Linked DNA regions of Homo sapiens: region 1 is linked to region 2. A link is an interaction called in ENCODE POLR2A ChIA-PET data of the cell type or tissue named here. Cell type or tissue: endothelial cell of umbilical vein. All regions are shown on one strand. Each heading gives the region's core, and the rest is flanking DNA. Links, peaks and the distances in the headings are about the cores only. Region 1 overlaps GABPB1 (GA binding protein transcription factor subunit beta 1). Region 2 overlaps GABPB1 (GA binding protein transcription factor subunit beta 1).

Evidence for each region. Peaks named below come from ENCODE experiments on the same cell type or tissue, not always from the same donor. Only the 100,000 strongest peaks of a DNase experiment are listed, where the experiment ranks them.
Region 1: POLR2A ChIA-PET joins it to region 2 with 7 read pairs; 7 of 35 experiments call an interaction of 5 or more read pairs at or near these places.

Annotation. Positions count from the first base shown.
Region 1 is chr15:50,275,587-50,280,552 of GRCh38, reverse strand. GABPB1 (GA binding protein transcription factor subunit beta 1) reads left to right here. Exons shown (of 9, transcript NM_016654.5): 9 at 1,769-4,966. The coding sequence ends at 1,921. Among named protein-coding and RNA genes, the nearest start is that of HDC, 12 kb to the right of the region's middle. In endothelial cell of umbilical vein, for the core only: no CTCF peak of the experiment used is centred there; no DNase peak of the experiment used is centred there.
Region 2 is chr15:50,341,552-50,348,012 of GRCh38, reverse strand. The region is part of intron 1 of GABPB1 (GA binding protein transcription factor subunit beta 1); the gene reads left to right. It also overlaps the pseudogene RNU6-94P. Among named protein-coding and RNA genes, the nearest start is that of GABPB1-AS1, 9.4 kb to the left of the region's middle. In endothelial cell of umbilical vein, for the core only: no CTCF peak of the experiment used is centred there; a DNase peak (open chromatin) is centred at 1,572.

The DNA.
Region 1 (4,966 bases), core at 54-2,553, 67 kb after region 2:
TCTCAAATTCCTGGGCTTAAGTGATCTGCCTGCCTTGGCCTCTCAAAGTGCTGGCATTAAGGTGTGAGTCACTGTGCCCAGCCACACGTAAAATTTTAAAACACGTGCATGGCTGTGGACACTCCTGCCAGAGCTGTGGTCTAGCTCCTGGGAAGTAACATCCAACCTTCCACCCCTCACCCCTTCCATTGGTGTCCTTAAAGTCCTGCACAGTTTGTAGCCAGGGTACTGGCATTGATTGCTTACCTTGGACTCATCCTAGGTTGTCTTTTCTGACTTGTTCCTATCTTGGCTGGATTTAGGATAAGAGGAGGGGAGAAGAAGTGTTGGGAGGCAGCAGGATAGGGCCTGGGCATTGCTTAAACTGGGAGTAAGGGACATTCCTTTCTTCTACTTGTACATTTTGTGTAATTGGAAGATTTGGAGATCTTTTGTCTCCAAATGAATCACTCCCACATCTGGTGGGCCCATGAGAAAAAGAAATGTTGGATCTAGCTTCATTCCCATTGTGGGGAAGGAAGTGGAATCACAGAAAGGCAGGAGGATTATACATGCTCCTGCTTGTGGACCAACCATATGAATAGAGAAGGTGAGGAATCCTTTGGTGTTCACAATGGGCAGGAGTCAAGGAGGCAGAGGATATACATAATAGGATATATAGAAAGAGAATCTCATACTGTGCCTCCCCAGTGGTCGGCCAACCACTTACCTTTAGTTCTCTCTGGCCAAGTGTCTTGTCCACTGTGGACCTATCATTCTTGTGATAGTCCGACCCCTGGCCTTCACCCCACTCAGAGGTCCTGGGCATCTGTGATGAGGTTGCCTCATTCCTAAGACCTGGAAACTACCCTTGAGCTTTGGTCTGTGGAGGTTGAGCTTTTGTCCTTGTGCTCACTTAGAGGTGTGGGAATGGGTTCGTTGAAATGTTTCTCCTTGTTTTTCCTGCAATAACTGAATGGGGCAGAGTGAGGAGGAAGAGGAGAAACAATACCGTTTTCATTGGATTGGATTTGTGTTTCAGCTCTCAATTTGTTGAGGAATTTAATGCATATATTTTATACCTATATAATTTAATCATTGATAATTTAGTATTTTATTGGTTTATGAAATAGTATAATTTAGGAAATACTGATCTTGATCAGCACTCTTCATTTTAAAGGTGAATTATCTTGCTTGCTATTGTAAATGAAAATAGTTTTAAAAGCAGTAATGTTAGAACCCTATAAATCCAACTTCTTACTATGTGACCTTGGGAGAGCTACATCATCCCTGAGCATCATTTTTCTCATCTTTAACTTGTGCATAATATCTGTCTTAGATGCTTATTGTTGGAAATCACCCTGTTTACTCATATAGTGGGTGCTCAGTAAAATTGTTTTATAATTATTACCTTTTGGTAAGAGCACCACAAATGGAAATATAAAGAGGTATGGTTGTATATTTCCCTCTTAAAAACTCTTCACTAGTTTTTGTAGTACATATAAAAGTACAGGTGCCCAGTTTGGAGTCTTTCTGTTAGTCTTATTTCTAAATAGGAAAATAATTTCCTTGCAGTCAGAAATTAATCCATATCTCATAATGTGGAGCACAAAATTAGGGACTTAAATGTTAGTGAATTGATTGAAAAGGCAAGATGTCTAGGAAATTTCAATAGGTGGCTGCTTTTAGCTACTACGGTTTTTTTTTTTAATTTGAAGGATGCATGCTTATATGTATTAATAATGTATTTTTGCAAAAATTAAAAAAAAAACCCTCTTCTTTTAATTAGGAGAGAGAAGCTCTTCAGAAACAGCTGGATGAAGCAAATCGAGAAGCACAAAAATATCGACAGCAGCTCCTAAAGAAAGAACAGGAAGCAGAGGCCTACAGACAGAAGTTGGAAGCTATGACTCGTCTTCAGACTAATAAAGAAGCTGTTTAATTGAAATGAACATGTAGTTTGATTTTACTTTTGGTCAAGAAAGAATACAATCTTGAACTGTACACAACAAAGGTACAGCCATGGGAATACAGAATGATAGAAGAGACTACAGATGGATAATTGGACTTAAGCCATGAGCTCTGAGTTCTTGTAACATAAAACTTTACTTTAGAAGTTGTGAAATGTATTTAAAACTGAATTCTGTAAATAGTTTTTTTTTTTTTACAGTTCCAAATGAGTTGATAAAGATTGTTGAAGAGATCCAAAACCAGAATAAGCCACTGTTTTTGTGAATTCTTTTTGATTTTAGTACAAACCTTAATTTCTCAGAAACGGAACAGTTTTAAGGGTGATCGTTGTTGGTTAGGCCAAATGTTGTGTAATAATTATGGTGGACTGATGCTGGAATTACTCCTGTAGGTATAAACCTCTGTATGAAGAGAAGATTTCTCCCAGGAAATCTTTGTACAGCTTTAAGTTGTGTCAGATTCTCTGAAAACATTTTTTAGAAAGCAAAATTTTTATATTTGTTCAATTTCAGCTATACCCAAGTAGATTTACATGTATATGAAGCAAATATTTTTAAAAATTTCTGTTTGTACATATTCTGCATGTTTTATAATTTCAAAATGCATCACTTACATAGGTATTTCTCCCACAGAAATGATGAAAGTGACCAGAAAAAAACAAAAACAAAACCCCTTTACTCTGTAGGTCATTGAAACGAAGTAAGCTGGCAGCTGGTTTTATTGGAATGACAGTGTTCTCGGAAGGAGCAGCCTACAAGATAACTTGAATTTGCCAATTCTGCAAAATCTGTGCTTTTTTGAAAATTTAAGAGTGGGGACGTGAAACTGTATTCTGTGCCTTCCATCATGATTTCCACATGAAAGCACTTTAAGGCACTGATTTTAAGATAATGTTTTTGGAAAACCCAATGCATATGGGTTTCTGAAATATTTTATGGACTTATTTCTCCCCAGGAAATGATTCTTACGGAAAAAAATTGCTTTTGTATGTAGAACAGGAACTTTTTGTATTACAGTGATGCAATAGACATGTCTAATGTAACTTCTACTTTTCCTTTTGAAAGCTCAGTGTCTGTGCTATGACTTGCTCTCATCACAATATTGTTGAATTCCACAATGTATGGACATTAAACACTGGCAGACTGTTCACTTTTTCTTTTTTTTTTTTGGTAAAATATTACTTCAAACCCCTTTTTCTTGCTTTATTTTTCAGTGTTTTATTGCTTTATGAACTGTTTAACCCTGAAATCCCTCTAGGTTATCTATACTGTATAAAAAAGCAATTACCCTTAAAACTGTACTCTGGCCTACTTTTCTATTTTGCAATTAAATATCTTTTTCACATATGTTCATTGTAGACTTATGTTTTTATCACATCTTATTAACACATTAAAAATGTTATCCTACTGCATATTTGAGCCACCATATGAAAATATTTTATACTCTCCACAACATGACTTTAAAATTCCTGAGGTAACTCTTGAGAATTTGTTAACTCTTTCACTGGAATTACCAGTATATTTGTTAATGTAATAAAGGGGTCTATGGTCTGTCAGCCTGATGGTTACTATTGGAAGCACTTAAAAAAGAGTTTAGGGCAAATTGAAGAACTCTGTAAGGAAGAGGAAAAAGATCTTTTTCAATTTTCCACTAAATTTGACATATTTTAAGTGATCCAAAAACTAGTTTTTAAAAATGCCAGGCCATATTTTCAATAGCATGAAGTGACTTTTTCTGCAGTCCTGAAAAGTCAATAGAGAATGTTGTTTCTGGTTACTTCGGTACATTAATTTGTCATGTTAGGCAGGGTGCTGGTACCACAGCCAGGTACCCTGACATGTGGTGCTGGAGCAGAGAAGGGCCAGTGTCTTCACCCCAGAGGGCAATCACTGTAGAGTTTTGCTTTCAGACCAGGCTGGCCCTGAAAAGACTCAAGACAGTGTTGGGAACAAGTTTGTGAAAGCTAACTTAATGTCGTCTTTGACTTCCAGTCTCCTCTCCTGCTGGAGACTTTACCTGGTGCAAGAAATAATTTTGATTCCTAATAACAACAGCTGGCATAGATGGGAGAAAATAATTGGTGCTTAAAAGGAGTAAGTCTATGATAGCATCAGGTACTCAGGTATCTGTGGAGGAAGCTCACCTTTTTCAGAGTCATTGTTACATAACATAATTTCTCAATCATTTACATCTGATTTACTGTTCTGTAAAATCACTACTTAGACAAGAATTTGTAATTAAAACTTAAAATGGGTGTCTTCTTCCCTTCACTTATTTCATGCTGTTTTCAGGTGGGCTGTAAAAGCTTTGCATTCTAGTCATTCTCAATAGTGCTCTGAACAGAGGATTTAAAGAACTGACAAAAATAAAAGTATATGAAATAAAAGTTTTCAGAAATCCACATAATTGTTTCCACTACATAGTGATGGATTTGTAGTTAGCAGTCATCTGGTTGCCACATCACTGGTTAATTGTTTCCACATATGTGTGAACAAACACCTGGAGCAACCTTTCTCAACCAGGGTTCTGCAAGACAAGCCATTTAGTGTTATGGTGTAATGAATTATTTTCTTTCCTGTGCACCTAGAATCGTTCTTGTTACGTACTATCCAGACACTGAGTTCGTTAGGCATCTTGACTGCCCAATTACTTTATTCAGATTTAACACTTCCCTCTGTATAGTCCCTGGACCTCTAGAATTATAAATTCTAGACTGAATCTGTGATGCTTTCAGAAAGCCTCATCTGAGAAGTAGTATCTGCAGGGACTGTGCTTCTCAACTAATTTTCATTTATTGTTATTTATTTTATTTATATCTTAATTACTTCACAAAAGGACTTGTGATGTCATTTGTTTTCGTTGGCTTTTAGGAATTATTTTCTTAACATCAATCTTTTGTGATATGAATGGCAGAAGAGTTCTTTTACTCTGTCACTGGATTGCTCTATTTCTTTATGGTGGTGGAGGGTTGGGAAGACAATTAGAGAGAAAAGAGGATAAATGGGAAATCTCATGT
Region 2 (6,461 bases), core at 106-2,605:
GGAGTGCAGTGGTGTGATCTAGGCTCACTGTAACCTCTGCCTCCCGGGTTCAAGTGATTCTCCCAAGTAGCTGCAGTTACAGGTGCCCGCCACCATGCCCAGCTAATTTTTGTATTTTTAGTAGAGACGGGGTTTAGCCATGTTGGCTAGGCTGGTCTCCAACTTCTGACTTCAAGTGATCTGCCCACCTTGGCCTCCCAAAGTGCTGAGATTACAGGTATAAGCCACTGCGCCCAGCCTATAGTAGTGATTCTTTAAAGGAGGTGGGTAGATGACACTGTGATACCTGTCTTTAATGCACCCATTCTGTGCATGTAGAGACTGAGGTGGTTGTAAAATTACAGTACTGAACTTTGGAATTAGGTCAATTCTTCTCATTATGATAACGGTTTTGGATGTATAGCCCCTTCTGACTCCTGGAATCCTTTATTTCCACAGCACTTCCCATGTATCCAAACAGAGGAAAAAATAATTAGTAGTATAGTGCTTGCTTCAGCAGCACATATACTAAAATTGGAACGATGCAGAGAAGATTTTCATGGTCCCTGCACAAGGATGACACATAAATTTATGATGTGTTCCATATTTATTATTATTTTTAATAATAAAAAATAAAAAAAATTTGTATGGTGTGTAAGTGAATGATCTAAAAAATTTCCTTTGTGCCCTAAATGACTTGTGTGAACTCTGTGATCTTTGCCAATGTGATTATTCTTCCTGTGTTCCTTTACTTGTTCCATTCATAGTGACCCTCAGTTTCTTGCCCTAAGTGCTATGGTCTAAAAGCTTGTGTCTCCCCATAATTCATGTTGAAATCTTAACCTCCAAGATGATGGCATTAGGAGATGGGGCCTTTGGGAGGTGATTAGCTCAGGTGGGTAGAGCCCTCAGGAGTGGGATTAGTGCTCTTAAAAAAGAGACTCCAGACCGGGTGCAGTGGGTCATGCTTGTAATCCCAGCACTTTGGGAGGCTGAGGTGGGTGGATCAGGAGGTCAGGAGTACAAGACCAGTTTGGCCAAGATGGTGAAACCCCATCTCTACTAAAAATACAAAAATTAGCCGGGCACAGTGGCAGGTGCCTGTAATCCCAGCTACTCAGGAGGTGGAGGCAGGAGAATCGCTTGAACCTGGGGGGGGCGGAGGTTGCAGTGAGCCGAGATGGCGCCACTGCACTCCAGCCTGGGCGACAGAGTGAGACTCTGTCTCAAAAAAAAAAAAAAAGACTCCAGACAGCTTGTTAGCTCTTTCTTCCACATGAGGTTACAGCAAAAAGACAGATGTCTAGAAGCTGGCCCTTACCAGATACTGAATCTGCCAGTGCCTTATTTTGGACTTCTCAGCCTCCTGGGCTGGGTGAGGTGGTTCACTACCAGCCTTGGCACCATAGTGAGACTCCCATCTCTACAAAAAAAAAAAAAAAAAAACTTTCTGTTGTTTGTAAGCTACCCAGTTTATGGTATTTTGTTACAGCAACCCAAACAGTCTGAGACGTTTAGCTTAACTCCTGTATGCACTAGATACAGTCTGCACTTTGACATCAATCACTTATTTTATATTTTACTGGACTCCTGTTGTCAGATTTTTCCACCATCGATTTCTTCTGTTTTCCCTCACAGGTCACAGCATATTTGTGGAGGAAGGTGAGTAATTATGAAGATTTCTTGGCCACTATAAATTTACGCTGAACAATTCCAAATAGGCCCCTCCTACTTCTTGGCAATCATCTTATTAATTGCATTTTTCTGTTGTCTCATATTCCTTCTTCCTCTTTAACTCTTAATAGATGCCATTTACTTCTATATAAGTGAAAAAGGAAAACAGGGTACAAGCTTGCACATTTTTTTTTCATTGTAACCATGACAAATCACTGTTCTTTCATCTTATTTTGTAAATTGAACGGAAGAAGAATCCTGCTGCCACAGTTAACTTTACCTCTCTGGTCACTTTGATTGTTATTTGCAATGTTTTTTCTTCCCTACCTTAAAATATGTACAGACTTCTCACCGGGCGTGGTGGCTCATGCCTGTAAACCCAGCACTTTGGGAGGCCAGGGCGGGTGGATCACGAGGTCAGGAGATCGAGACGATCCTGGCTAACACAGTGAAACCCCGTCTCTACTAAAAATAAAAAAAATTAGCTGGGCGTGGTGGCGAGCGCCTGTAGTTCCAGCTACTCGGGAGGCTGAGGCAGGAGAATGGCGTGTACCCGGGAGGCGGAGCTTGCAGTGAGCCGAGATCGCACCACTGCACTCCAGACTAGGCGACAGAGCGAGACTCCATCTAAAAAAAAAACAAAAAAAAATGTACAGACATCTGTACTTTGGGAGGAAAAAAAATCAATTTTGATGAACTGCTGCTACTGTTCTTTCTAGCTATCTGCTGCATTTCTCTTCATTTCAAAAATTTTAAGAATTGAATTACAATTGCTGCCGTGAGTTTTTACTTTTTTTTCGAAGACAGGGTCTCACTGTGTTGCCCAGGCTGGAGTACAATTGCAGCTCACTGCAGCCTTGACCTCCCCAGGCTCAGGTGATCCTCCTACCTCAGTTTCCCGAGTAGCTGGGACTACACGCATGTGTCACCATGCCTGGCTAATTTTTGTATTTTCCTGGTAGAGACAAGGTCTCACTGTGTTGGCCAGGCTAGTCAACTCCTGAGTTCTTTTACTACTACTTTCCTAACTTACGCAGTTTTGGAATAGCATAATTCAGATTGTCGCTTCAGAGGACATCTTTTTTGTCAATAATATTGGCTTCATCCTGACTCTTTTCAGCTAGTATATATGTGTTACTATTTCCACTGAGGCTTTTTAATGTTCTCTCCTTGCCGTTTGTGTTAGTTTGCCATCCTGGTTTTCCCTTCTGACTATTCTGTTTTCTTTGTTGTTTCATGAGCCTCTTAGCACTGTTAGTCTCATCAGTACTTGATTATTCCCCTCTTAGATGTTTTATATGCTGATGACTCCCAAATGTGTGTCCCATCCATGTTTGATGCTCCAGTAGTTTACTGGATATTTCTGTTGGAACGCTCAAGGAATTTCCATCACTTTTAGATTTATTATTATTCAGCCTCTCACCTGCTTTCACCATTTCTTTTAATTTTATCATACTTAAATTTTGAAGTAGTCTGCGATGCATACTTTTGCTTTATTTATTTATTATTTTTTGTTTTTTTGAGACGGAGTTTCATTCTTGTTGCCCAAGCTGGAGTGCAATGGCGCAATCTTGGCTCACTGCAACCTCTGCCTCCTAGGTTCAAGCGATTGTCCTGCCTCAGCCTCCTGAGTAGCTGGGATTTCAGGCGTGCACCACCATGCCTGGCTAATTTTGTATTTTTAGTAGAGATGGGATTTCTCCATGTTGGTCAGGCTGGTCTCAAACTCCCAACCTCAGGTGCCGCCCTCCTCGGCCTCCCAAAGTGCAGGCGTTACAGGCGTGAGCACAGTTTTTTACTCTTTATTGGCTCCCAGTTTGTCTTGGAATTCTGCATTGCCTATTATTTGCTTCCTTTAAACTTTAGATTTTCCTTCCTTGCATCCTTTTTGCATATGGCTGCCAGAATGATTTTCCTGAAAATATTTTGAACCCATTGCTAAACATATAAGCCTGAGGAGAGAACATGTGCTATTGACCTTTGCACTGTCTATTCTGTCAAACAAAGTGAATTGAACCTTGCTGAATAAATGTTTGAAAGGGTCACCATTTGCTCAAAAATTTGAATGACTCCCAGTTGTTTACAAGATAAAGTCCAAATTCTACTTTCTGACTTTCAAACCTTTTTATATTCTTCTTCAGCCTTATTCCTTACTGTTTAACATTATCAAGCTGGTGTTTACTCTGTAATATACCTTGCTTAAGCACAACTCCATGCATTCTTCCTTTCCTTGCCTGTCAGAGCCTACTCAGGGATGTTTGCCCTGCGGCTGGCACTGTTCTAATCTCTGATGTTATAGTAATGAACAAAAGAGAAGACAAAGTCCCGTTTTCTTGGAGCTGACGTTTGTGGGGAGGGACACATAGTAAACAAATACGTGATGTTAGGTGGTAATGAGTAAAATGAAAAGGAATAAAAGTAGGTAATAAAAGATGATTGTTTATTCTGACTTCCAATAAAAAATATATCTTACATGGTAATTATATATGTTACTATGTGCATGTGTGGTAACTACATTTGATTGGCCAGGTGTGGTGGCTCATGCCTGTAATCCCAGCACTTTGGGAGGCCGAGGCGGGCAGATCATGAGGTCAGGAGATCAAGACCATCCTGGCCGACATGGTGAAACCTCATCTCTACTAAAAATACAAAAACTAGCTAGGCGTGGTGGTGTGTGCCTGTAGTCCCAGCCACTCGGGAGGCTGAGGCAGGAGAATCGCTTGAACCTGGGAGGTGGAGGCTGCAGTGAGCCGAGATGGCACCACTGCACCTCCAGCCTGGTGACAGAGCGAGACTCCATCTAAAAAAAAAAGAGGTGAGGGGATAGATTGGTGGGATGTGGTAGCTATCTTAGGTGGTCTGGGAAAGCTGCTCCCTGGGTGTCCTAGAGTGCAGGAGCAAGCCATACAGTATCTAAGTGAAGAGTTCTAGACAGCAGAACCAACTTGTGCTAGACCCTAAAGTGCGAACACATTTGCCTTGTTCAAAGAATTGCTGACTTTTGTGGCTAGAGCACAGTGACTAAGGGGGAGAATGATAGATGAGCTGAGAAGAGATGATGGGGAGATTGATAGATGAGCTGAGAAGAGATGATGGGGAGATTGATAGATGAGCTGAGAAGAGATGATGGGGAGACAGATTATGCTTCAAATGTTAAGTCCTGCGGGGCACGGTGGCTCACGCCTGTAATCCCAGCACTTTGGGAGGCCGAGGCGGGTGGATCACGAAGTCAGGAGATCGAGACCATCCTGGCTAACATGGTGAAACCCCGTCTCTACTAAAAATACAAAAAATTAGCCGGGTGTGGTGGTGGGCGCCTGTAGTCCCAGCTACTCGGGACGCTGAGGCAGGAGAATGGCGTGAACCCGGGAGGCGGACTTGCAGTGAGCCAAGATCGTGCCACTGCACTCCAGCCTGGGCGACAGAGCGAGACTCCATCTCAAAACAAACAAACAAACAAACAAAAACAAATGTTAAGTCCTTCATTGAAGAGGCCTTCTTTGACTACTACAACTTGTTAATATAAACCTTGAAACCTATCTAACAACTATAGAAGTAGCTCTCAGATGATTGTTTATTCTGACTCCCAATAAAAAATATATCTTACATGGTAATTATCTATATATGTTACTATGTGCATGTGTGATAACTACATTTGATATATGCTGATATTTTCAAAAACATTGGCTTTAACCTACTAAAGTGATTTCACAGTCTGTTAATAGGTCATGACCAACAGTTTGAAGAGCACTGATCTATGGTGTCTATACCCACTTAAACAAAACACTGAACTACAAACTACTTTTGTTATAATCTACAAATTTTTTCAGTTTGTGAAATATTTTTGGTTAAAGATCTTGCCTTTAATTTTTGTGTGTAGGTTTACAGTGTTTATAATAATGCTGAATAGAAAGGACTTGTTTAATTTAGCAAACATCTGTTGAGTGGTATATTAGAAGCTGCTAGATACTAAAATACACATAAGAATAAGATAAACCATTAGCCTTTACTCCTATAAGGGTTAAAAAAAAAAAAGAGATCAATCCTTGTCTGAATTCCTAAGGCTTATGGGAGAGGAAAGCTTATAAATAAATCATTTGTAATGTGATGGAATCTATCTAATAATGGAAGTGTGTTAAGGCCACAATGAGAGAATAAAGAAGTGATTAATTCATTTTGCTGAGGTCAAGGGAAACTTATCGGAGGAGGTAATGTCTGAACTGCGTTTGGAGGGAGAATAGGACTACTTAGGTAAGTTCGGGAGGGGAAGACGTCTTAGGCTGGATAACATATAAAGGAGTAGAATCATGAGACAGAATAGCACATGAGGGTATTGTAAATAACCCTGTATTAAAATATAAATCCAAGGGGTAAGTGGTGAGTGATGAGGCTGCAGTGAGGCACAGGTCATATCCTTAAAGGTCTGAGACGCGTTGGAGTTACCACTTATTTAATGATTATGCATATTAGGGGAAAATACTGTATAGTCAGAATTAACTTGTAGGAAGTTGCCATTTGGGAAGTAAGGTACCATCTCTCAATAATTCCAAAACAGTCAGTTTTTCCTCTAGTGATGAAATATATCACTGTTTCCTCAATTGTGCCCTAGAGGAAGACGGTTTACATTTGTGGGCTATGTTGTACAAAATAAAATCTTATAAAACGTTAACTTATCCATTGCAATGAGAAGTTCATTCCATAAGATGCATTTGAGAACTGAGACCTACTGAGGAAATAGATTCATATTTCAGGCTCATGCTGGGACTTATGTTTATTAAGTAGAATGGTGAGTAGCCAACTGTTTAAAT